Linked DNA regions of Homo sapiens: region 2 is linked to region 1. A link is an interaction called in ENCODE POLR2A ChIA-PET data of the cell type or tissue named here. Cell type or tissue: PC-9. All regions are shown on one strand.

Region 1 (2,500 bases):
TAGCTTATGGTACAACTACAGTATTTAGGACATATAACATACAAAATATGTGCTAATCGACTGTTTACGTTATTGGTAACGCTTCCAACCAACAGTAGGCTATTAGTAGTTAAGTTCTGGGGTAGTCAAAAGTTAAGTGTGGAATTTTCAACTGTATGGGGTCAGCACCCCTAACCCCTGAGTATTGAAGGGTCAACCATACTTGATATTAGCAGTGCTTATTGGTAGCAGACCACAAAGATCTCTCTTAGGAACGTAGCCATACAGCTATGTTAAGCAGGTGTGGCAAGCACAATAATGGCCCCTCAAACATATCCCTATCTTAATCCCCAGAATTTGAGAATATGTTACTTTATCTGGTGAGAGGGATGTTTGCAGATGGATTAAATTATAACTCTTGAAAGATTACTGTGGATTATCCAGGTTGGTCCAATATGATCACAAATGTCCTGGAAAGAGGGAGGCAACAGTATCAGAGCCGAGAAAGGAGATGTGGTGACAGAAGCAGGGGTAGGAGTGACACAGGGCCGTAAACCAAGGAATGCAGGCTGCCTGTAGGAGCTGGAAAAAGCACAGAAAGGGATTCTTCTCTAAAACTTCCAGATGGAACACAGCCCTACTGATACACTTTAGACATCTCCAGAACTGTAGGATAATAAATTTGTGTCTTTTAAGCTACTGAATTTGTAGCAATGTGTGACAGCAGCAATTGGAAACTAATATATCAGGCAAATCGTTGGAGATAATTTGGGGCTTCAAATGGCAGGAAACTCAAACTGGTTTAAATAATAGGATAGCAAGAAGATGCATTGGCTTAGATATTAGGATGTCTAACATGGGGCAGAATGAGTTGCTCCATTGGCTCAATGATATCATCAGTGATGCCACTTAATTTCTGTCTCTATCTCTGCCCTGTATTTCTGTTTCACTGATGTTATCCTGAAACTGGTTCCCTTATAAGTTTGGGAAGGCTGCCAGTAGCAATTGGAGTTAAATTTGTCCTTGTTCACTTTTATCAGGAAAGAGCCCACCTTCTCATAATTATCTACCTTGATAGACTTGCACTAATCAGGACCCATCCCTGGAGCTCCCCCTAAGGGCTACCTGTCACAGGGCCCATGCCTGAACAAAATCAGGGTCCTATTAGGAAAAGGAGAGAGGGGGTATATGCCAGACAGAATATTTGCCATGCACCACAAAGAATGTCACAGAATCCTGTGCCAAGAATGTGAAGGGATAAATAAAAGTGGTTAAACAAATTGCAGGGACACTGTGCCCTCAGTCACAGACCTAGGAAACAAGTTCCAGCTTTTACTTGGCAATGTTTCCCCTTGCTCTATAAGGACAGTTGTATAATGGAAGGAGCAGCAGCAGTTAGTAAAACCTCATGACTCGTTCTGCCAGGCTTAGACTGGCAGTTAGACTGGACTTTCTTCCACCTGGGGAATGGCAACGTGCCCAGCACCTTGGCTCATCATACCACCGTCTGGCTTACCTGCTGCAGGTCACTGAACTCTGGAGTAGATTGACATCAGATAGCCTCTTGTGAATTATCCCTAAAATGATGGGTTTCCTTTGAAAACTGCTAACTCTTCATACATTTCTACATATACTTTACTGCATTCTTCTGTGATTGAAATTTGCTTCTTAATATGTTTTATAAATATCCAACATGACAGTTCAGAGGAATTTCCTACCCAACCAACTCTGTAGTCAAAGTAACAGGAAGAAAAAGAGACAGATGGGAAATTATTTCATTTAATCTCCAACTTCCAATGAATTATTTTCTCTAATATTACAGAAGAGGAAATTTGAGAACTAAGGAACTAAGCTGCAAAGCCTATAATGTCAGAGCTGTTATTAGCCTTAGGGAAATATGATTCCCAAGCCCATGCTCTTCCTTTTGTATTCCTTGGAGTCACTCCAAGAGTTGGATATATGTATAAAGTTGATCTACAAGAAATGTCTCCTTCTAATACTCTCCATGTGACTTAAGGCTTATTCCAGAACTGGTCCTCATGTCCTACAGGGAGGCTAAGAAGTCTGAAGACATCGGACATTCTCCAAATTTATGTAAATTAGAGATAGAGGTGAGGAAAGATCCCTCTAGACTAGTTCCAGAAGAAAGCAAGAGTAGATCAAGTTGCTTAATGATCTCCTTAGGCCTGTTCTTTCCTTTAATTGTAAGGGAAATCTAAGCACAGTCACATTGATCATCAGAATTGATTAGGGTAATTTGGCTTGCCAGGTGGGCATACTAACCATGGCCCTAAGCACTTGCAGAGGACTAACAAACACCAAAGAGAATTCTTCCTCTTCATTATCTTTCTGTTTCTGGGAATCCTTTGAGAAACAACACACAAATCACCCCAACTCGTGTATATAGCTCAGGATAGCACTGGTCTCCAGGAAACAGCTCCAGACTTAATGGACATAAATAAGCAAGGCTCTAAGGTTCATGAGGGCACACTGCATTGTATACACACTGCATTCTTAGTTC
Region 2 (2,500 bases), 58 kb before region 1:
CTGGAACACAATATATGCTCATTAATATTATTGAAGAAATAGGAGCTTGATTTGTCATTTAGTTGCTGTCAATATGTCTCTGATACTGTGATACTGCAGTGGTAAATTAACAATGAAAACTAATTTTGTCAAGCATTTTTCAGGATATGCTTTTCAAATAGCTGCCTTCATCTATAGCATAGAGCATTTCTCTACTGCCTCACATCTTAAAATGTTACTCTAGCACCATCTCTAGTGCGACAAAATTACACACAGGATACAAGCTCAGGTGAAATCGTTCTGTCAATTTCAGTAAGCTTATACTTATTTTCTAGACTCCTCTGTGTTCTAGCCCCTACCAAACAGTCCAGCTTCATCTCTTGCTACTTCACCTTATCGCTAACCCTAAATTCTTCTATCTAGCCACAGTGACTCTTCTGATTTCTCAATGCCATGCTGTTTTCTTTGGGTCCTTAGTTATAGGTAGCCACCTTTGCCTGGAAATGTTTACTCCACTTTTACCTTTATGTGGCACAGTCCTGCTCTTTTTAAGCTTTTAGCTCAGTTACTTCCTTCCAGAACTTCTTGTACTCCTACATATGGGGTAAGGGCCTCCCTTGCTCCCATGATACTCTAGCCTTTCTTCACATAGCATGTACCATACTATTTAATTGCCTGTTTGTCTACATTCCTCCTGTATGAACCATATTCTTGTAAGCCCCAAGCATATATCCTGGTTGTATTAGTCCATTTTCATACTGCTATAAAGAACTGCACAAGACTGTAATTTACAAAAGAGGTTTAATTGACTCTCAGTTCAGCATGGCTGGGAAGGCCTCAGGAAACTTACTTACAATCATGGCAGAAGGTGAAGGGGAAGCAAGACACCTTCTTCACAGTGCAGTAGGAAGGAGAAGGGCTGTGCAAAGGGGGCAGGGCGCCTTATAAAACCATCAGATCTCTTGAGAACTCACTCATTATCAGGAGAACAGCATGGGGGAAACTGCACCCATGATTCAATTACCTCCACCTGGTCTCTCCCTTGACACATGAAGATTATGTGGATGACAATTCAAGATGAGATTTGGGTGGGGAGGCAAAGCCTAACCATATCACTTGTACTTAGCAGTTGCTCAATAAACATTGTGAAATAAGTATTGTGAAGTAAACACTACGAAATTAATTAATGAAGAAAATAAATGTAAAGTATGTTGGTTGGCAAAGTTAGAAGTATTTGTTAAAAAGTCCATTAATGATCTTGTAGAATCACGTAAACATGTTGATATATTAGTATAAATATATTGCCTACAGATTGGCATACAGTACAGTGAAAGTACTACAGTAAGCTGTACTTGGTCTATTTTATGCTCCCTTTTTCTTCCCAGGAAAAAAGAGAAGAATAAGATAATGGCTATCAGAGAAAGAATAATTGGAACACCTTAGTCTTAAATAGGTTTGTTTGACAAGAGTATGATTAAAATAATTTCACATATAGAGTTTAATAAAGCAATGACAAAAGAAGGAAAAATATCTTCATATAGCCAAAGAGAACAAGGAATTTGCAAAATTCATGAATAGACATGAATAGATGAGAATAAATGATGATTGGATATTTAACTATTTTGGCCACTGAAGATATTAGTAGGCATTTGCATAGAAGGCAAAGCAAACATTCTTTGCTGATGTTAATATTCAGGTTTACAAATCACTGTGGTAAGCACAGTTCTGCCCAGGAACACAAAGTGTGCGTTCAACCTACACAGTTGAAGGCAGTGGCTCTGGTTCTGCCCTATTTACTAGGCCACAATTGCTCTATTCCCCAAATTGTTCTAATTTACTTAAAGTTACTATATAGTCAAAAGGGAATTTCTTGAATTGTAACATTTAATTATTTTAGACCCGAGATTTTTATTTTAGTGTACAGAAATACTAGTTTAGATTCCAATAAGTCTGGGACATAATTTCCTTTGTTTACTAGACTATAATTTGTGCTTATTAGACTGGTATATTATTGAAATCAAATAAACACTGTAAATGAACTCTGTATTTTGTAAATAATAAAATATTGATAAGAAAATTCAAAACAGTTTCAAAGTCATTAATAGGTATATTGCCCAAATAACTCCACTTGTCCTTAAGGTTAAACCTGTGTTTTGTTGAGAAAGCCTGCTATACCCCCAATCTGAATTAGCTGCTTTGTTTTGTGCTTCTACAATACTTTGTACATACATTATTGTTTTAGTCTTCCTTATTAATAGATAACTTTTAAGTTTCAAAAGTTACACCTGCATTTCTGAAACAAATGAAAACATAGTTGTATGAAAAGAGATAATTTTGTGGATTTTCCTCCACATGTTTCTCTGTCTTGGACATATTTCTATCCATGCTGTTAGCACACTGACTTAAAATTGTTTGTTTTAGATCCCCCTCTTCCATTGAATCTCACCTCACCCCTGGCTGCAAGTTAGAATCACCAAGGACATTTTTCAAGACACTCAAATATACCAACATTTCCTCCCTA

What was found. ChIA-PET counts read pairs that join two places held together with the same protein. Peaks named below come from ENCODE experiments on the same cell type or tissue, not always from the same donor. Only the 100,000 strongest peaks of a DNase experiment are listed, where the experiment ranks them.
Region 2: POLR2A ChIA-PET joins it to region 1 with 5 read pairs; 2 of 35 experiments call an interaction of 5 or more read pairs at or near these places.

Annotation. Positions count from the first base shown.
Region 1 is chr2:214,377,540-214,380,039 of GRCh38, forward strand. The region is part of intron 15 of SPAG16 (sperm associated antigen 16); the gene reads left to right. Among named protein-coding and RNA genes, the nearest start is that of VWC2L, 32 kb to the right of the region's middle. In PC-9, no CTCF peak of the experiment used is centred here; a DNase peak (open chromatin) is centred at 1,412.
Region 2 is chr2:214,319,755-214,322,254 of GRCh38, forward strand. All of the region lies in intron 15 of SPAG16 (sperm associated antigen 16), which reads left to right. Among named protein-coding and RNA genes, the nearest start is that of VWC2L, 90 kb to the right of the region's middle. In PC-9, no CTCF peak of the experiment used is centred here; no DNase peak of the experiment used is centred here.